2 separate regions of the Homo sapiens genome follow, and region 1 is linked to region 2. Evidence: read pairs that join two places in POLR2A ChIA-PET (ENCODE). Cell type or tissue: HCT116. All regions are shown on one strand. Links, peaks and the distances in the headings refer to the core of each region. The heading gives the core; the rest is flanking DNA.

Region 1 (11,308 bases), core at 1,072-9,071, 310 kb after region 2:
CAATTGGATAATTAAGATAATTAGAAAAGCATAATACTACTTTAAATTCCTTTTTATGCATTTAATTAGTAACTCCTTATTGAAAGTAAGCAAATGTGTTGCATGGTTTTATAAAAAGTTTCATTCATTTTAACCAAAGTTACGTAGCCCATTTAAGGTGTCGATAAAATGTTAATACAATTTCTATTTAAGATTTTAAATTTAAGAAAACAGTCACTGTTAACTACATGCAAAGATTCTTTTATGTTTATCTTAAAAAGGTTAAAAATCTATAGCAAATTCTCAGCTTTAATTTACATAGAAGAAGGTAGACATACATGACACCTTTTCCCCAAATGATCTTGAAATTGGTTGACATTATTGCCTCATTTCATGTAATGTAATTATGAGACGTAGGGTATTTTCATTGTTCTGTTTCAGATTTTCTTTGTATTCCCCAAATATGTTTAGGTGTTTATGATTTGTAACAAATGTTTATGTATAAAAAACAAAAAGTATATTTTGATTAGAATGCTAGCACAGTATACTTTCAAAATTAATTCACAGTTGATGCATACAAGTTTTTCATTCTGTAAACATGGTCTCCCCAAATAATCTACTTTTTTAAATCTGATACAGACATATACCACAAAAAAAAAAAGAAAGAAACAAGCCAGGTGCAGCAGTTTGCACCTGTAATCCCAGTTACTTGGGAGGCTGAGACAGGAAGATCACCTGAGACCAGGAGTTTGAGTCCAGCCTGGGCAACATAGCAAGATCCTCTCTAAAAAACAAAACAAAAACAAACAAAAAATAAAACAAAGCTAAATGAGTAGAAAAAGATTTCAGGCAATAACATCAGCGCCTAGAAGCGCACCCAAAACCATACATGCACTGAAAGAATGATTTGAAATACCAGGTATAATGTTCTTATACTGACAAAAAAACAAAAAACCTGTTAATGGCCATGGTCTCAGGCGTTGTGTTTTGAACCTTCAATTCTGTACTTATTTACATGTTAGTGCACATTCTGAGCGAATGAATAAACATTTACTTGAACAGCAATATGTATTACTATTGTGAAAATAATTACTGAAATCAATGAAATGTGGCACATGTGTATATTTTAAATGACAGTCATAAAGAATAAGCATATGGATGGGCATAATCCTATCACTTAGGAAGGCCGAGGCGGGCGCATCACCTGAGGTCAGGAGTTCCAGACCAGCCTGGCCAACATGGTGAAACTCCATCTCTACTAAAAATTTAAAAATTAGCCAGGTGTGGTGCGGGGTGCCTATAATCCCAGCGGAAGAATGGCTCAAACCCAGAAGGCAGAGGTTGCAGTGAGCCAAGATTGGGAGGGGGAGGGGGAGGGAGGGAGAGGGGAGGGGAAAAGGAAAGGAAAGGAAAGAAAAAGAAAAGAAAGAAGAGAAAAGAAAAGAAGGAAGGAAGGAAAACAAAAGAAAAGTAAAAAGTGGGAAGCTTATTGAAAGAGCACCATTTTTTCCAGGCAGCTATTTACTCTACGCTTATATAGACTGACTAAAATACTCATCTCACTCTACTTCAAAACTATGACAAGAGTGCAATAAAATTAAGAGGTCAAAATAAAATCATCCCTGAGTGTTCCGTGGCTAAGTAGACGGGGGCATGAGAAACTGCCTTACTTCAGAGTTTGCTCAGAATGGGGCCACCAAGCTCCCAATTCAAAATCTATCCTGTCTGTGTCCCCAACTCTCCATTCCCCTTATCCCATTCCACTTTACTTTCTTCCATAGACTTATCGCCTTCTAACAACTGTACAAGTGATTTTATCATTTCTTACTAATTTATTATAAATATGGTTTTGGTCCATCTTCTCCCATTAGAACATAAATGGCACAAGGGCAAAAATGTTTGTGTGCTCAGAACAGTGCCTGGCATAGCTGGTACACCGTAAAACTCAGTTGAATGAACAGATTTGTGGTTTATGCCCAGAAATGAAGTCTGAAAATAAATATTTAAGATTGGCCAACGGCATAAAAAGCCAACTGTGACTCCAGTGAAGATCACATTTACCTTTTACATACAAGGGTTATAATTTTAAATCCATCACATTCTCAGGAATTTCATTATGACTTTCAGTTTTACAGTTATCTATATAAAATCCTCCAGAGCCAACTCTAATTCTACAAGCCTTCCATCAAAGTGCAACAAAAGATATGAGAATTCTAATAAACACACTAACACATTTAGTTTTGAGCACTTACTTTGCACTCTGCTTTATGTGGGAGGCTTTGTGTTATGCCACAGTTTTATGAAAAAATAGTGACAGTCTTATAATAAATGCCTGTTTATTCAAATTACCTCTGCAAGCAGTCTTTGGGCAGCACATAAGATTCAGCACAAAGGAGAGCAGAATAGTACTGATGCTCAAGCTAAAAATGTGAAATATACAGAAAGATTTATTATTAGTTTCTCTTGTACCTCCCAGCCAGACAGAACAAGTCGCAAATTGTCTGAATATCCACAAGATGAATTTTTGCTCTTGTTTTGGCTTAAACGTGAAAAGTGTTTTAGTTGCTTTTTAACACCTAAGTCTTCTCCCTGCTCCCTCCCTCACCCACACACACATTATTTGACTTTATTACTTTACTTTTCAAAAAGTTGGGTTTCACTGAAGATAAGACTTGTCATGTAGGAAAATGTATTAAAAGCCTGACATTTGGTTTCAACATACTTTCTAGAAAATGCTTTTAAATGCAGAAGGAAATTTAACAGAAACTGTCATTGAGATGTTTTGGTGGCTAAAATGAGGCTTAAGAAGAATACATTTTCAAAATGAAGAGAAAATTATAATACTTCTGATCACAGCTCAAAGTCCTCCATTATTGTATTTTTGCCATGGTAACAACTTGGTCTATTATTATTTCTTGATCATTAAATATAAGAATAAAAACCATATAGCATTATGATAATATAGAAAAATAATATTTTGTATTTTCTCAACAATATTTATGAAACGGTTTCAAAGCAAGTGTCACTTTTCCCAATGGCTTTGGAAACACTGGGCAAAAAATTATTCTCTTTTTTTTTTTTTTGAGACAGAGTCTTGCTCTGTCACTCAGTGGCACAGTCTCGGCTCAGTGCAACCTCCAACTCCCAGGTTCAAGTGATTCTCCTGCCTCAGACTCCTAAATACCTGGGACTACAGGTGACTGCCAACACATCTGGCTAATTTTTGTATTTTTAGTAGAGACGGGTTTCACCATGTTGGCCAGGCTGGTCTTGAATTCCTGACCTCAGGTGATCCACCTGCCTCAGCCTCCCAAAAAGTGCTGGGATTACAGGCATGAGCCACTGCACCCAGCCAGAAATTATTTCCAAGGAGGACTATGACACTTATACTTTTTCCATCTTCCTACATAAATACACATTGTAGGAGCCAAGGAAATAAATTCCTATGTATACAACGTTTCTATAATCATAAACTAAACAGTAAACAGTTAATTCAGGAATAACCCAGAATTTCCAAAATTTGTGTCCATGGCTTCATTACCTATTTCAGATGATAAACTTCTAGATAATCTAATAAGTGTTTTAACACTGAGGTTCAAAACCAGTAGAAGCCTACTGATATTTGAACATTTCATGTTTATCTTATTATGTTTAGTTAATATGTAAGTCCTCCTCCTCCTCTTCCTTCTTCTTCCCCTTCTTCTCCTTCTCCTCCTCCTCCTTCTCTCCTTCTCCTCCTTCCTCCTCCTTCCTTATCCTTCCTCCTCCTCCTCCTTCTTCTTTTAGACTCTGTTGCCCAGCCCAGAATGTGCAGTGGTATAACCACAGCTCTCTGTAATCTCTAATTCACTGACTCATGCAATCCTCTCATCTCAGCTTCCCAAGTAGCTGGGACTACAGGCACACACCACCTTGCCTGGCTAATTTTATTTTATTTTGTTTTGTTTTTTATAAAGATGGAGTCTCACTATGTTGCCCAGACTGGGCTTGAACTCCTGGCCTCCAGCACTCTCCCTGCCTCAGCCTCCCTCAGCGCTGGGAATTCAGGTGTGAGTCACTGCGCTCAGTCTCTTTTTTTATTTTTAGAGACGAGGTTTCACTGTATCTAGCTGGTCTTGAGCTCCTGGGCTCAAGTGATCCTTCTGCCTCAGTCTCCCGAACAGCTGAGACCACAGGCATGCACCACTATGCTGGGCAATAAATATTTCTTATTAAAACCATACTAGGTGCATGAATTGGCCTGCATCTTTGCACAGATTATTTTGTTTAACCCTCAAAACAAACCTAGAAAGTAGGTGTTTTTATTATCTCAAATTTTCAGATGAATAACTGAAGCCCAGAGAAAATTTGAATTGTTCCCGTGTCATGTGACTACTGAAGGGCATCACAGGACTGGAAGGCAGCCATCTTGTCCCAGAGGCTCATCTCTCATCTTCTATATTATCCTGCCTCACAGGATATAAAGAGATGGGGATTTCTCCACGTAACAGGCTCTAAGCTTCTGATACTTCCAATGTGCCATACACATAAGCTGAAAGGGTTTCTGAGTAAGGAATACAAAGAAGAAAGCAAATAATAGGGAATACTTCTGAAGGACAGTTACATAAAACCGCCTTGGCCATCACCAGATCCCACTGTACAGTGTCGTGCTGTACACAGGCCACAGTGGGGTAGAGGTGGAATGTTCTGTTAATGACACCAGGGGGCTGAAATTTCCAAGCCTCCAGCTGTACAGGCATTCTTGATTCTGGAAAGTTTCTAGATCTTTTCTTTAGTAGAACTATTACTAAGAAGTTTGCATTAATATACCATGCTTACATGATTTTCTTCCTCTTTTTTTTTTTTTTTTTTTTTTGAGATGGAGCTTCGCTCTTGTTCCCCAAGCTGAAGTGCACTGGCATGATCTCAGCTCACCGCAACCTCTGCCTCCTGGGTTCAAGTGAGTCTCCTGCCTCAGCCTCCCGAGTAGCTGGGATTACAGGCGCCCGACACCACACCTGGCTAATTTTTGTATTTTTAGTAGAGACAGGGTTTCACCATGTTGGCCAGGCTGGTCTCGAACTCCTGACCTCAAGTGATCTGCCTGCCTCGGCCTCCCAGAGTGCTGGGATTACAGGCATCAGCCACCGCACCTGGCCTTTACTCTATTTTTTATATAGAGACACAGGAAATACAATTCGCCTGAAGAGAAAATGTGATCTAACATGACAAAAAGAATAAAATGAATATTCTCCATTAAGTCTGTTCTGTTATAATCCAATTGTCACAGATTTAAGAAATACTGCCTTATACCAGCAATTGCTCCAAAATAGGAAAAGAACGTGTTAGGGGCTAAAGAGTTTCACATAAAGTTAATTTTCCTAGAGGAATTTCAGACTAAAGGCTAATAATCATAACAAATCTGTTGATCAAAACAGACAAGCCAAAACCTGAAATATTGCTGAGCAAATCCTGAACAGCAGAAAGATTAAGAGGAAACCAAAAGTTTCTAAGCCATCATTATAAGGCATACATGAGAAAGCACAAAACTGAAATACAATGCCAAGAAAAGTAGAAAATCAAAATAAATGGCAGCCAATTCACAATCACTAACCAAAGAAGGCAATGGCAACTGAACCCATTCAAACAGAGCAACAAGGCTTCTCCCTGTGTGCACAGCACCAGACCTCACAGCATCTGCATCTGAACCAGCAGCAATAGGGGAAAAGCAAAATGTACCCTAATTAATCAGGCCAGCAGCAACAGCATCATCTGGGAGCTTGTTAGAAATGCAGGCTCTCTGACCCCACCTCAGGCTACCAGATTAGAAACTGCATCTTAACAAGACCTCCAGGTGACCAGAATGCATGTTAAATCTGACAAGCCCTGGAATAGGGTCTGGAGGTCAGAGGAGAAGGGCAGGAGCTCCTCCCTCTGTATATTCTCCAAGACTACCTCTATCTATGGCAATCAAAAAACTATTGAGAGACAATCTCTGAACTCTGAAGGCAGTAGACAGATTATGAATATAACCTTTCGTGGTAAGTGGAAGACTTATCCCAGGTTGACCATGGGAAATGTGAACAAATTTGAGAGGGAAAGACCAGGAAAATCAGCACTTTAGGAATTTATTGAAAAATTTTAAGGAGCAGGGCAGTGAAATAGTAATGACAGGTGCAGTAAGAAACCCTGCCTAGACAGTGTGCAGAATTAGCGTGTAGGAAAGAGAGAGGTGAGCCCACCAAGCCTATTGAACTGACCTAGGGAGACCTACATTGGAAACTCAAGTTGTAGACGTGGGCAGGATTCAAGTGAACATAAACGCTTTCACTAGACTCACATCTAAACTTTCACAAAGCAAGGAGGTATCTGTCAGGAAAATGAATGAACAGTCCTTTAATCAAGGAGATTTTTTAAAAAGTAAGATATTTAGATCCAGCACAGTGTCAAGTACTGCCCTAATTTTAAGATTGGAAGCCATATTCTACAGTAAGATAAGAAGTAGGGTTCTGGTGTCCACCTGCTGGGGTCTGAATCGGTTCTGTAACTTAATGCTTCAGGATCTTAGACAAGTTACCTACTTCTCTCTGTGCTTCAGTTTCTTCATCTGTAAAACAGGGAATAATAAGAGTATTTACCATGTAGTCATGATGAGGACTGAAGGAATACACTCATAGCTCTTAGTTACTGTTATTATATAGCATGGAGGAAGGACAGGACCCTCTTAAAAACAAGTTAAAATTTAAAAACTTGCTTGAGACTGTTTGAAAGGAGTTGGGAACAGCAGAGGGTAGTGAAACATGACAGTTAGATCTTAGTAGCAGAGAAACCTAAGAAGTTCAAACAGATATTTTGGTTGTCATTGAAGCAATGCAATTAATTATTTACTTAAGGCCTGGAAATCTATAGAGAATGAGGAAACACTCATTGGCAGAAGCACCTATCAAAGGCAATATAAACGTTCACTGACTGTGCCACTTGGGAGCATCAGTATTTAGCATCTCCAGTTTAGGACTATGTCGAGGGAATATCCCTGTTGGAAGACAAAGGGGAAATCTCTGAGAATCAGGAATCAAACTTAAGGAATTTCAAACAGGAGACAGAAACAGCAGTCATTGCAATAGGATTGATATCACAGGGCTAGAAAAAAAAGGCTTTAGGATTCTGCTGGGAATTAAAAAATAAAGTGAGAAAAGGGAGGGGACCAACCCAAATACCCATCAATAATACACTGGATAAAGACAATGTGGCACATATACACCATGGAATACTATGCAGCCATAAAAAAGGATGAGTTCATGTCCTTTGCAGAGACATGGATGAAGTTGGAAACCATCATTCTCAGCAAACTAACACAGGAACAGAAAACCAAACACCGCATGTTCTCACTTATAAGTGGAAGTTGAACAATGAGAACACATGGACACAGAGAGGGGAACATCACACATCAGGGCCTGCGGGGTGGGGGCAAGGGGAGGGAGAGCATTAGGACAAATACCTAATACATGCAGGGCTTAAAACCTAGATGACGGGTTGATGGGTGCAGCAAACCACCATATGGCACATGTATACCTATGTAACAAACCTGCATATTCTGTACATGTATCCCAGAATTTAAAGGAAAGTAAAGAAAGAAAGAAGAGAAAACAATGAAAGAAAAAAAGCAAAGCACTTGGCCCCAAAACAGAGTCCACATTCAATTCAGAATTCGGGTACCAGGAACCCAAAGGCCAAAGGGGAAACAGGGCAACTGAAGTGCATACAATTAATCTCTTTACTGATGATTTCAGCCAGATGAATTTTAGTGCAATCAGTGATCACGGATCAGGACAATTAGCATTCAGACAGGAGAAGCGAAAATACCTCAGGTCATTCTATGATTTTTGGCTGACAATAGAATGTGGTGATATATAATTCTGGGAGCATTATTTTGCCTCAAAAGGTAGCTGGAATGATGCTGTGATATTCTTTTGTCCTGACGACCGTTTCAACTGCTGACCAGTAGGGCTGGGGTTCCATTACACAGTTTTGAGGAGGCTGATTAAGGCACACCCATGAAGAAAGGCCAAGTTGTGTCAGAGGAGTTTAAAGCTTCAGAGAGTTCCAGATCCACTATATCGGGGAAAGCCCACCAGAGTCTATCCCCCGCTGAATACAGCCCAAACCTCTGGACAGCGCACAAAAGGCAACAACCTAGGGACTCTGAAAGGCAAACAAAACCAGGCAGAGTGTAGATGGAGTCAAATCTGGAGAGGTGGCCTCCAAGATAATGAAGTTTCCCATTTTATTTTTCCCTCTAGCTATAGTCTCGATGTTTGTCCCCCCAAATTGCGTGTTGAAATTTGATCCCAGCATTGGAAGTGGGGCCCAAGGAGAGGTGTTTGGGTCATAAGAGCAGATCCCTCATGAATAGATTAATGCCCTCCCTGGCGTGAGGCAGTGAGTGAGTTTTCACTCTATTTGTCCCCCAAGAAAGCTGGTTGTTAAAAACAGCCTGACATCCCACCACTCCTGCTTCCTCTCTCTCCACGTGATCTCTGCACACACAGGATTCCCTTCGCCTTCCACAAGTCAAAGCAGCATGAGGCCCTCGCCAGATGCCCAAACTTCCAGCTATTAGAACCATCAGCCAAACAAATCATTTTTCTTTATGAATTACCCAATCTCAGGTATTCCTTTACAGCAACACACAACAGACTAACACATGCCTTTTTTTTTCTTTCTTTCTTTTTTTAATTAGAGAATCTTGCTCTGTTGCCCCGGCTGGAGTACCGTGATGCAATCTCAGCTCACTGCAACCTCTGCCTCCCAGGTTCAAGCAATTCTTGTGCCTCAGCTTCCCAAGAAGCTGGGACTACAGGCGCCTGCCACTACACCTGACTAATTTTTATACTATTAGTAGAGACAGGGTCTTGCCATGTTGGGCAGGCTGGTCTTGAACTCCTGACCTCAAGTGATCCTCCTGGCTTAGCCTCCCAAAGCGCTGGGATTACAGGCATGAGCCACTGCGCCCAGCCTCAATGCCATTTTATTACATGTCTTTCCCCTTGGCTGAGGAGAAGAGGCAACAGGGACAGAAGAGATGTTGCTGTGATCTGTGCTGGTGAAGGAGGCAGCACAGAAGGGACAGTGAGGTGGGAGAGGAGCAGGAGGTCTCAGGTAGCCCCATTGAGCTGGGAAATGCATGTTCTCTCAGCACACCTCTATAAGGATGAGAAGCAGGGCACTGTAAGCTATAAATAAATTCTTCCTCCTCCTCCTTGAGGAGGCTCAGTATAAATGAATTAGGAGATGTGGACATTATTAATAAAGGAAATTTTGAATTTCTTTTGAAGTATGTGAATATGTGTTTCAAAATAATGCAAACAATCTTAATATGTAATGATGCTAGTGTTCACTTCCAGGACCTACAGATGTGAGAAATTGCATCATTTCCCATGAGTCACCCACCATTTCTCAATGAACAGCATGGGTTGTAACCTTTCAAAGGACTCCATCTTACTAAGATGGGGTAATTCTCAGGTTCTCCATTGATTCTCATTTCCATAAGTATCATCACGAGTTTATAAAAGAACAATTAACAAGAGTGATATGGTTTGGCTCTGTGTCCCCACCCAAGTCTCATGTTGAACTGTAATTCTCAATGCTGGGGGAGGGACCTGGTGGGAGGTAGCTAGATCACAGAGGTAGATTTCTCCCATGATATTCCCACGATAATGAGTTCTCAGGAGATCTGATGGTTTAAAAGTATGTGGCACGTCCCCTGTCGCTCTCACTCTCTCTCTCCCCTGCTGCCATGTGAAGCCCGCTCCTGTTTCCCCTTCACCTTCTGCCATGCTTGTTAAGTTTCCTGAGGGCTCCCAGTCATGCTTCCTATATAGCCTGTGGAACTGTGAGTCAATTAAACCTCTTTTCTTCATAAATTACCCAGTCTCAGGTAATTATAGCAGTGTGAGAATGTACTAACACTAAGAGACACCATGCTCTTCTACTCCAAAACTTTTCTAAAATCATTGGCTTTGATCCTGGAAGTTTAAATATCTCTCGCTACATTTTTAAAGAAATGCATTGAGGATGAAGTGAAGATACATGGAGCTTGTGGCTACTCACATCTGTGAAGGGTGCACAAGATAGATGCTAGGATGCAAATCTGAGTCAAGGCAATCGATGTTTGTGAAAATACCCACATTCCTTTATTAACTGCCTTTTTATTTTGAGACAGAGTCTCGCTCTGTCACCCAGGCTGGAGTGCAGTGGCGCGATCTTGGCTCACTGCAACCTCCACCTCCCAGGTTCAAGGGATTCTTCTGCCTCAGCCTCCTGAGTAGCTCGGACTACAGGACTGTGCTACCACGCCTGGCTAATTTTTGTATTTTTGTAGAGATGGGGCTTCAATGTAGAGATGGGGCTTCACTGTAGAGATGGGGCTTCACCATGATGGCCAGGCTGGTCTCAAACTCCTGACCTCAAGTGATCCTCCCACCCTGGCCTCCCAAAGTGCTGGGATTAAAGGTGTGAGCCACGGCACCCAGCCAATTATCAACTTTAAAGCGACTTTGCTGACTCTCTAGCTTGAAATATCCTAGAACTCTGCTGTAATACTTTATTTCACTGAAGGTCTAAATGCCATCTGAAGCTTGTACCATGCTGCTGCCTCAAAATGCTTTGAAACGAACTTGCATTGTGTTCAAAAATATTCACTTCTATTATTTAATTGCCCTGATGTATGCTTCATATATTACAACAGTGTTTGCTATCCCCACTTGACAAAGGTTCCACTAAAACGACAGTACCGTTCTTCAGAAATGTCTTAAAAGTCTCTGCAAGTCAATTACGTACAAAAAACTAAAGATTTTGTTTCAGAGACAAGACAAAAGGTGTTGAAGGGGAGGAGATTTTTAGCTTGAAAACTTCAAGTATGATTCACTTTGAAGAGAAATTCTTACTAGCTCACTCATTTCCTCAGAATTACTCACAGAAACAAGCACTTACCAACCAAGACAACGAGTCTGTATTTTTCATTAGTTTGTCGCCGATACGGTGTCACTTCTTCGTATGTGGGTACGTCAGCTGTGTCGTACTGATCACTCTTCTTGCATTCATACATGGATTTATTTGTTTTCTTATCTTTTCTACTAAGACGAAAACTTTTTCTAAAACCAGCTGCAAATATTAAAATAAATATATTTTTAGTAACATCAACCAAAAAAGAAACCCTCAAAAAAAAAAAACCCTCAGAGTTGGGTTGGATTTTATTTACCATAATATTGGGTTTTTAAAGTTAAAACCCTAATGTTTTAGAGACAGGGTCTCACTCTGTTGCCCAACCTGGAGAGCAGTGGCGCCATCA
Region 2 (11,308 bases), core at 1,345-9,344:
GGGCTCAAGCGATCCTACCACCTCAGCCCCCACTCCCAATAGCTAGGACTACAGACATGCACCACTATGCCCAAAATTTTTAATTTTTTTTTATAGAAATGGAGTCTCTCTATGCAGCCCAGGCTGGTTTTGAACTCCAGGCCTCAAGCAATCCTCCCACCTCAGCCTCCCAAAGCACTGGGATTACAGGCATGAACCACTGTGCCTGGCCAGGCCTTCCCTTCTCTTAGTCTCTGCATACCGCTTACCTCTAATTGAAATTATGTTGTTTATGGTCTTTTTTTCTCTACTACCACGTAAGCTCAATGAAAGGACAGCTTTTGTTTAACACCACTGTATCTTTGGCAGATAAGCTATTGGCTGGTATATAGTGGGCACTCAGTATTTTCCAGGTTTCCCTTAGAGACTTACACTTGAAATATCATCTGAGACTCTCACTTCTTTCAGTTGTATTCCCCTGTGTGATACTGGAGCCCAACTGGTGTGAAGATAAGGAGTCGAGAGGGGAGGCTTCCTCTAGTCCTGTGGGGGAGGTCTCAGTCTTGAAATGAGCCTGTGCCCCTGGGCTGCGACTTTCACAAGTGCTTCTCATGTCCCCCACCACCACCACGCCGTGGTTAGACAGGAAGGTTAGATGGGGCTGGAGTTGGAGATTTCCTTTCCTCTACATCATTTGGGGTTTAGAAAAACCTCAGTAGGTTAGGCTCTCACAAAGTAGTTTCTCTTTGGGGTTGTCTTTGCTGTGTGTTATTTCACAATGGCTACTTTCCTCACACCCTGCTGGAAGCAGGAGGAGTTTTTTCTGAGATGTTAACTGTGAGAAACTTGAGTGCTCTTAGAGGTAAAATTCCTGAAAGTGCTCCCCATTCCTTCTAAGACCAGGTCCCCAGGAGTTTTTAATTCTCAAACTTGTCCAGACTGAGCCTCCAGCAATTTGTCAATTATACTTAGGCTTTCCTACCCTGGTTCTGGTGCCCAGGGAGGTTTCTGCTTGAATTTCCTCCCTCGTGTGATGGAATTCTCTGTATCCACCTGTCTATCTCTCCAATTTTGAGGGCAGTGTTTTTGCCTTGTGATCTCAGTTCTATGATGGATCTAAGAAGAGTTGCTGGTTTTCAGTTTGTGGAGCTTATTTTCCCAAGAGAGATGACATCCGAGCTCTGAATATGCTGGACTAGAAGTTGAAATTTTTTCAGTGTTTTTTATAAGTAAGTGAATGACTGCTATAACATAGTGCATCTACCAGTTTGTTTGCTCTAGTTGCTCTAGCAACTCTTGTTTGCTCTAGTTTTGACCATCTCAACTTTAATCACAACATAACTGTACAGAAAGAGATTAATTTTCCTATCAGTGAATAGTAATTTCCAAACATGACCTCCAATGATTTTTTTACTGTAAAAGATTTTATTTTTGCACAATACAGAGAAGAGTATATATGTTATATTGTCCATTAGTCAATAACTCCTTAAATTGAAAGCAACATTTTCTTTTTTAAAAAAATTATTTTAGATTCGGGAGGCACACATGCAGGTTTGCTACCTGTGTATATTGAGTAATGGTGAAGTTTGAGCCCAGATCTCACTATTATTAGTGTCTATGGTTTCCATTTTTTATGTCCATGTGTACACATCATTGAGCTTCCACTTATAAGTGAAAACACGCATTATTTGATTTTCTGTTTCTGAGTTATTTCATTTAGGATAATGACCTCCTGCTTCATCCATGTTGTAGCAAAAGACATGATTTTATTCTCTTTTTATGGCTGTATACTATTCCATGGTGTATATATACATTTTCTTTATCTAGTCATCCATTGATGAGCACTTAGGTTGATTTCATGCCTTTGCTATTGTAAATGGTGTTGTAATAAGTATATGAGTGCAGAAGTCTTTTTAATATAATCGTCTCTTTTCCTTTGGGTAGATATACAGTAGTGGGATTGCAGGGTTGAGTGGTAGCTCTATTTTTAGTTCTTTGAGGAATCTCCATGCCATTTTATATAGAGGCTGTACTAGTTTACATTTCTCCTAATTGCAAATTGTGAATGCAATTTCTCTGCATCTACACCAACATCTGTTGTTTTTTGACTTTTTAATTATAGCCATTCTGACTGGTATTAGATAGTATCTCGTGGTTTTAATTTGCATTTCTCTGATGATTAGTGGATGTTGATCAAGTTTTCAATTGTTTGTTGGCTGCTTGCATATCTTCTTTTGAGAAATGTCTGTTGATGGTTTTTTGCCCCCTTTTTAATGGGGTTATTTGTTGTTGTTGAGTGGTTTGAGTGTCTTGTAGATTCTGGATATTAGTGTTTTTTTGCAGAGGCATAATTTGCAAATATTTTCTCCCATTCTACAGGTTTTCTGTTTACTCTGTGGATTATTTATGTGGCTTTGCAGAAGCATTTTTAGTTTAGTTAAGTCCCACTTGAGTATTTTTGGTTTTGTCGCATTGAAAGCAACATTTTCTAGGTGTATTGATTATGGTGTAGGCTAAACTGCAATAGCAGATACTTCTATACATCACTGGTTCAAACATAATAGAAGTGTACTTCTCTCTCACACAGTCTGGAAAGAAGTGGTTAACCAGCTTGGATGGGCAAAAGATTGAGTCAGGACCTGGCTTCCTTCTATGTTATTGCTCCTATGATATTGTTCTCATCCAGATGGTTGAAACTGGCTCAGGTTATCATCCATAATTTAGCCTACCAGAAAGGGATAATAAATGAATCTAGAGAGCAAGCAATTTTCTCTTAAGCACCTGCAGCAGAACTTGCACAGTCACTTCTGCTCACTTTCCACTGGCACAAACCTAGTCCAATGGCCAACGACCTGCAAGGGAGGCTGAGAATGCAGTCTCTAGCTATGTGGGCTAGAGGGAGGGGGACCTGGGGATAAATTAGCTATCTTCCACACTGTGTGACTCTGTGTGTGTGTATAAACTTGCCTAAAAGTTTCAAAATGCATTTTGAAGTCGGACAAACAGTGAAACACAAGTGATATAAATATTATTAACTTTCCATTCTTGGAAAGAATGTTTATATGAAAATCTTAAACTAAATACACAGAACACACTCCAGAAAATGAACCTGGTAATTTTGTCAAACTTTATATAGTAATAAATATGTAATCCTGATGCTGTTTAGTTAGGAAGGACTGTATATAATCCAAATACAAAGAGTATGTGTGTGTGGAGTGAGTGTGTGTGTGTGTGTGTGTGTGTGTAGAGGGATTGTTCATATGAATAGGTCTTAGTATATTGTCTCATCTGAGGAAATCTAGACTCCAGCAGCCAAAAGTAACTTGGTCAATTTTGTGCTGCTAAAGTCGAATAGCACAGACTGGGTAATTTATGGTGAACAGAAATTTATTGGCTCATGGTTTTAGAGCCTGGGAAGTCCAAGATGGAGTGGCATCTGGCAAGGGCTTTTTTGCTGTGTCATACAATGGCAGAAGGCATCATATGGGAGAAAGAGACACGCACAGAAAGAACTAAAGAGCATTAGAACCAGAAGAGGCAAATTCATCCTTTTATAAAAGCCCACTTCTAAGAAAATGCCATTAATCCATCCATTCATGAGGTCAGAGCCCTCATGGCCTAATCACCTCTTAAAGGTCTCAACCCTTTACTGTTACAATGGGAAATAAATTTTGACATGAGTTTGGGAGGGTGCAAACACTCAAACCATAGCAGTAACTTAGAAGGAATTTTAATATTTTATGTGTATTTCTCAGTTTTAAAGGGGATCTGTGTTATAACCCACAAAAATACTTTCGGAAATATCATCTCTCTTCCACAAGCTCCATATTTGTTGCAGACTCTCCCTAAACTTTCCAAATTCTCCCAACATCAATCTAGCATGGCTTTTCTGTCTTCTTCCTCCTGCCTCCACCTCAAAATCTTTCTTATTTATATCAATTTGGAATTAGGCTTCTTTTTATAGTTTCATCTCTGCTTTGCTCATTACCTGGATTCTGCACAATAGAGAACCCAGGGCCGACCCAGAAAGCAAAAATCCTTTCCCTTTTCTTCAGGCATCTCTGGCCCAGTTGCTCTCCCTGCCTCCTAATTTTGCATTACAAAAATACCAAGAACTAGACTGGCAAAGAAAGAATTCCTAAGACTGTGGGGGGAGGGGTAGAATCTGCACAGACAGGAATGAAGGAGGCTATGAATACTTACATATTAAAACGTCTTGTTTTCATCACACATATATCATTAAGAGCTCAAGTGAGGCTAATGTGGGCTGCTATAACTCCAAAACAGATGGGAAATCTCTCAGTTTAAAAATACTCACAAAGCTGGATTTATACAGATGTTCCACCTGAAGGCAGAGCTGGACAAATTAATGCTCACAGTGGACTATGAAACTCTAATCTATAAAGTGAAAAGGGAAGGGAAGGAAACTAAAAGTTATTGAGCACTTACTCAGGTATTGTGCTAAGCTCTTTAAACAATGTCATGTCATTTAAAACCCCCAATAACCTTACAGATCAATGTTCTCAGCTTAGGGATCTACAGACCATATTCTCAGTAGTACATGAGTGGTAAGATTGAAAAATGCTTGTGTTTCATGTCAGAAATAATATGAGCCTGGTTAATGTGAACATATTCTGAATCATCAGAAAGATTACTTTATAATCAACACTTATAATGAGAGTGTCACACAAAGTAGTCCATTGTGCTACTTTAACTGAAGTATGCTCATGAGAAAGGCACAAAGCCAGACTTAATATATAAATGACATGCATATACATTCATTTCATATAATATGAGGTATTTTGGTCAAGACAACCTCATTGTGTATGAAATCAATGATGGCTTTGCAGGAGTTCAAATACAGAATAGTGCTAAGATATTTTAGTTATTATCTGGCACATGTAGTAAAGTCATATCCCAAAGAACATGCATCATATTCATATTTTGAGCTATGATTTGATATAAGACAACAGTGTCACATTAAGTTAATACTGTTTCTTTGAGTTTCATTTTTTTGCTTTGATTTATATCAGTGTGGTAAATTATTCTCCTCCATTTTTTACTCCGTCTCCATTATAGGATTCTACAACCAAGCCCTTTGTCTAGACTTTGCAATACCTCACCTTAGAGAAAACAGAATGTTACAGGAGGCTGGAAAACAAGACAACCTGTACCATTGTTAGCAGTGGTGAATCGGTGCGGATCTTCAGCCACCTCAATTCTTGCCTCCTCAAAAGGGAGAATGCGACTGAGGGGCATAAGGCAGAGGGAGAGACCAAGACAGGTTTTAGAGCAGAAGTGAAAGTTTATTAAAAAGCTTTAGAATAGGAACAAAAGGAAGAAAAGTATACTTGGAAGAGGGCCAAGCAGGTGACGAGAGTTCAAGGACATGTTTGGACCTTTGACTTGGGATCTTATACATTGGCATACTTCTGGGGTCTTGCATCCCTTCTTTCCTGATTCTTCCTTTGGGGTGGGATGTCTACATGCACAGTGGCCTGCCAACACTTGGGAGGTGAGCGTGCAGTGTGTTTACTGGAGTTGTATGCATGCTCACTTGAGGCGTTCTTTCCTTACCAGCCAAGGGTTCCTAGAAGAAGGTCATTTACCTGGTAAACTCTGCCATTTTGCCTCTTAGTGTGCATGCTTGAGCCCGCTCACCCGACTCCCGAGATCTTATCAGGAAGCTGCTGATCATATTTCAGGTGTTTCTATCTATTGGGAGACTGCCTTTTCCTGGCACCATCTGCAGCCAATCATTCTTTTAGAGAGATGGTTAACAATGGCCTGACCATCACCTGATGGTCACTTGAGATTCCTGGTGGGGGGCCCTCTCCTGCCCTACATATGTCTGCCTGACGACCTACTGTAACACCATGGGGCAGTGAAATATTTGGGCAAAACTATCATTTTTGATGACCGAGAAGGCAAAAGGTGTTATCTAATGAACTTGTGGCACTGGCAAGGAGATTCTGAATCAGAATGTTGATAACGTGAACAGGCTGCAATTCTCAGCATTTGAAAAAGTGCCACAAGAGATAAGCTCAGAAAAGAATTGGCCAGTTTTCAAGCAAAATTGATAGGGAATGTAGCAAGCCTAGAAATTCCAGAAGCTGTCGAGTTGATGAATAAAGCTGTTTCTCATTTTCAATCAGTAAAATATAAAATTGAAAAATATCTTGCATTTGAAAGACTTATGAAAATAGCCTCAGAAAAATGACACAATCCAGGCGCAAACTCGTCACAACAAAACTAACAGTAGGTACTTTTCCCTGGACATAACAACTTTTAAGTGGACCAGTAAGTGGGATCACTGATGCCTGATGCACGCAAAGTACTTGTAATTAAAGTTTAGAGAGAAAGAGATGTGCCTCACAAAGAATTACAAGTGTGGTTTTTGGTACATGGAAATGTCTGAAATTAACTGCATCAAAACCTAACAGGTTTTTGAGAGAGCTGTATTTGCAAAAATGTTGCTAGATTAAGAGACTGACTTTGAGATGAAAAAAAGAGCTCTAGGCTCCCAGCTTTCTATAGGTAGGAAGTGGGTGAGAGAGCTGCTCTCACGTCCTCCAATACAGTTGGCCCTCTGTATCCACGGGTTCCGCATGGGTGGATTCAACCAATTATGGATCAAAATTATTTGAAAAAGAAAACAATAAAAATAATGCAGCAATAAAAAAATGAATAAAAAACCACAGTATTGTTTCCATAGCATCTACTATGTATGAGGTATTATACATAGTAACATCTATTACACAGCATTTACATTGTATTAGGTATTATACGTAACCTATGAGATGATTTAAAGTATGTAAGAGGATGTGTGCAGGTTATATGCAAATCCTAGGGCATTTCTATCAGGGACTTGAGCATCCACAGATTTTGGCATCCAAAGAGAGGGGGTCCTGGAACCAATCCCCTATGGATACCGAGGGATGATTGTACTCTTTTCAGATGTGGCCAGGAAAAATAATGGAAAAGGAAGGCTGTGCCAGAGACAGAGCTAGGACATGGAGAACAGTGGATTGGGGCATTGCTCCAAAGAACAATCCCTGCCCCAGTGGGGAAACTGGTCAATACTCTCATAGCAGGATTTCAGAATTCCTATGGCCCAGTAATCACTATCTATCTTCTCAGTCTTCCCCTTTTAAAAGAAGGGCATTTGCTGCTATTCCTCAACCCTGTTTCACCCTTGTATGTTGGGAATATAGGCTGACAGATACCTTGTCTTTTTAGTTTATGAATATCTCAATCAAGAAGAGCCACATCTCAGTGACGAGCACAAGATTCTGAACTTTGAGCCCCATGCCATGACTGGTTAAGGCTTGTGGTGTGTCTTGAGGGGCAGGGGAAGTACATCACATATAGGAGCAAAGTGAATAATTATAATCTTTTTTTTTTTTTTGAGGCAGAGTCACCCAGGCTGGAGTGCAGTGACCCGGTCTCGGCTCACTGCAACCTCCACCTCCCAGGTTCAACCGATTCTCCTGCCTCAGCCTCTTGAGCAGCTGGGATTACAGGCATACACTACCATGCCTGGCTAATTTTTGTATTTTTAGTAGAAACGGGGTTTTGCCATGTTGGCCAGTCTGGTCTCAAACTCCTGTCCTCGGGTGATCCACCTCCGCTTGGCCTCCCAAAGTGCTGGGATTACAGGCGTGAGCCACCATGCCCGGCCATGAATAATGATAATCTAAGAAAAATTGTGGATTGAACTATTGCTGCCAGTCCTTCCCTTTCTCCCTGTTACGGATTTATACCTCCATGATCTTTGCCATGGGTCTTTGCAGTACCTCTCCCAGGGTAAGCAGAGTATACTTCCCTGACCCATTAAGGCTGGACTTGGCTGGAATATCAGCAAATATGACACAGGAAGAGACTCTAAATGTGTATTCATAATTTGACGTGGCCTCTGCGGTCTTGGGATACATCATTAAAAACAAAACAAAACAACCATACCTCACGTAGCCTCTGATCCTGCAATGAAGACAGAGGAAGCAGAATTGAATCTACTTGCAACCTGGTGCTAATCCTCACCTGGCCCAGCTGAGATCAGCCAAACCCCACTGTGAATAGAAAACACAAATATTTGTATTTGTAATTTACCAAGATTTATGGGGTTGTCAGTTATGTAGCATTATTTCCATAGTAGCCAACTAATATAATTGGTATAAGAAGTTAAAATAAGCATAAAGAACTTATACCTAGATTTATGTTTATGCATAGCTCAGCAACATTAAATCAGAAAACACTTTGAATCAACACTCTAGGCATCTTTTTTTCCTTAAAGTTTCCATATATGAATAAAGTTTTAGAAATTCTGCTTTAAATAGTCCTGGTTAACCCCATTTTAGGAATGAGTAAACTGAGGCAACTCTGAGAGGTTGGTGGCTTCTTTAAGCCATCGGATCTCACTTGACTTGCCTGACTTCAACATGCAGATTTTTCTACTATATGCCTGGCTGTCTTTGAAAAAAAATTAATTTTCAAAGTAGCATCTCTTTTGCCTAGGTGATTATTAAATTAAAATTCTATATAAGCATGTAGAGATCAAAAGAGAAAAAAATTTAAAAAATAAAAAAAAGGAAAGATAGAAAGAAGATAAACTGCCAAATTCCGATGATGAAACCTGGCAGAGTAACTATAAGCAAAACTGTGAGTGTCCAAATCCAGTCAGATATTTTCCCCATCAAAGGATTGACATGCAAAGCTCATGTGTCTGTGCTATTAGCAGGAAACTGCTTTCAAAATACTTCAAAAACTTGTGACTGTCCACCAATAAGATTGATACTAACATCAAAGTATGCAGGACTTGAAGATCCCGCAGAATTAGACCTGGAATGAAAGGGCTTCTGGGAATAAAAGTGCAGATTACAAAACAAGTGGATTCTTTTAATGCTCAAGGGAACTTTTTCTTGTTTAAGTTTTCCTCATTGGAGCATAATTTGAGTAGTTTCAGATGTTAATCACATCACGGAGAGGAGGGAAAAACCCTCCGGAGTATTATTTTTTCATGTGGCTCAGTGTTAACAGGCCCTTTAAACCTGGAAGAAACTCGTAAGCTCCCTGGGATAGTTTTCACACACCGTCTATAAGGCCTGCCATTCGGAACCCCGTCATCCATCCGGGCAGGATGAGGGTTTTCCATTGCTTAAATCGTTGCCTCCTTTTGGTGATCAGAGACCTTAAATGTTGCAGAGCTTCGACCCTTTCTTGTCTGTCTAGATGGATCTGTCGTGACTACACAGTTTGCTTTCACAGAGGCCAGTAGGTAACCAGAATGTGTCTTTTATGAGCACGACTTCCTCAAGGAATGTTGCAGGAGAAGTATAGTGATAAAAAGAAGAGAAGGAAAAACTAGTAAGAAAAAGAAGTTAAATCCTCTCCCTTGGCACCGATACCAAATTTCCTTGCTTTGAAAAACTCCAGCTCGATTTCTGAAATATCTCAAAAGATGCCCACTTGTTAAATTGACTGACCCATTTTGTGGGTAAAAGTACTCCCCTCTTTTGTAGGACACACTTAAACACATTGCTCTGGAAGAAGTTTTGAGTCAGAAAAGGACAGTTACCCCACAGACATGGGTCTATTTAAAGAATAAAAGCAAGATGGTTCAGGCCACTGGGATGGCCCTTGTAGACTCAGTCTCAGTCGCCTGGGAGGGTCACTGTAGTTTTTGAGGTTCTCGCAATAGAGAGAGCCTGTGTCCAGGCTTCTCGGTCATTGATGGCCTTGGGTGCGGGGGCGTGCAAAGAGAGCAGCTATTTAGCAAGAGCATGTTTTGTTCTGGAACATTATGAGGAAAACAGCACTTAAAACCAATCAAATTAGCATCAATAAAAGTCACAGATTTTTCATCAAAATTGAGATGCATATGGATATTATTGCTATTGATTAACTGGTTACTCTTTTTACAACCATAGGTGAGGCCAATTCATTTTTGTCTTTTCCTAGTTTTACATTCCTCCTACTCCTTTTCTGGGAGTACTAATCTGATCCTCCACATCATGGGATAGAGACAGAGAAAAGGGAAATAGCCACAATTTTTGGAAGGAGTTGGGGTATCAGTCTTGGTGAAGTTCTTGCAGTAGACTTTCTTTAAAAGCCATGTTTAGTGTCTAAGATGTCTGAAACAAACTGACATGAACAGAATGGATATAAACACTTATTTTGCCAATGTTGTGAAATATCTGAGTTTATTAATTAAATAAAATGTCAAAATACTCTCAAAAGCTTCAAAGCACGTCTCACATCTTTTGCATTGAATTTGACATTTTGTTTTCTCTAAACTTAGATGTGAAGTGATTATAATAACTTATGTATATCTGACAAAATGTGACCTATTACTGATACATCCATCTGAAATTAACATGAAAATTAGATATAGGTATGTCTTATGTAGACCACTGCACATATCCTTATTGTTAGTCATTCATTTTGGGTAGATATATTAGAATCTTTCTATTTTAAAATCAGGAAAATTGTTCTTTATCCATCATTTTAACAAATTTATTTTATTATAAAGTAAAACTTTCTCTCTCAGAAATTTCAAACTACACAGAGGTAAATACAAAACCACCCAGTGTATGGGATTTTATGATGGCGGCATGAGGAGACAAATACAAGAGTTTTCTTTTTGAATCCCTGAGAATGCCTTCACCTGCAAGCTACAGAAAGCCCAGTTAAAAGGAGCTTAAACATTAAAGGCATTTTTAAAAACCTTTCTTGAGAATGTCAGAGTTTCACGGAATTCCAGAGCGAGGTAACTCAGTGCCTCGCAGATTCATCAAGGGCTTAGATGTCTTCATCTTTTCGCTCTCCAGTTCCATTTAGCTATTTCTGCCATTTGTCATGATTTTGAAATTGCTGTCACAGTTGCCAGTGTCTCGTTCAGACAACAGCTTTTTGAGGCAGAAATGAGAATATTCGTGACTTTTTCGAAGTGAGGAAATCTTTCCAACCCTCAGAAGCATATTTACACTAATGTTTCACTATCCAAAATTGTCTAAGCAATGAGATTGCCATAATTAACATGCTTCAGTGAGGATTTTCCCTTGGGTAGATAGGAAGAGTAAATTCAAGAGATCTATTATACAACATTACACCCTGTTTTCCAGACTGGAGTGCAGATGTGCAATCTTGGCTCACTGCAACCTCTGCCTTCCGGGTTCAAGCCATTCTTGTGCCTCAGCCTCCCGAGTAGCTGGGAATACAGGCGCATGACACCACACTCAGCTAATTTTTTTATTATTAGTAGAGATGGGGTTTCACCATGTTGGCCAGACTGGTCTTGAACTACTGCCTCAAGTGATCCACCCAGCTTGGC

Evidence for each region. ChIA-PET counts read pairs that join two places held together with the same protein. Peaks named below come from ENCODE experiments on the same cell type or tissue, not always from the same donor. Only the 100,000 strongest peaks of a DNase experiment are listed, where the experiment ranks them.
Region 1: POLR2A ChIA-PET joins it to region 2 with 8 read pairs; 2 of 35 experiments call an interaction of 5 or more read pairs at or near these places.

Annotation. Positions count from the first base shown.
Region 1 is chr10:28,078,721-28,090,028 of GRCh38, forward strand. It overlaps MPP7 (MAGUK p55 scaffold protein 7), which reads right to left. Exons shown (of 17, transcript NM_001318170.2): 12 at 10,951-11,121. Among named protein-coding and RNA genes, the nearest start is that of SNORD130, 11 kb to the left of the region's middle. RefSeq lists an enhancer at 10,087-11,286. In HCT116, for the core only: no CTCF peak of the experiment used is centred there; no DNase peak of the experiment used is centred there; H3K27ac peaks cover 7,536 bases.
Region 2 is chr10:27,770,845-27,782,152 of GRCh38, forward strand. No RefSeq gene overlaps it. Among named protein-coding and RNA genes, the nearest start is that of MKX, 31 kb to the left of the region's middle. In HCT116, for the core only: no CTCF peak of the experiment used is centred there; no DNase peak of the experiment used is centred there.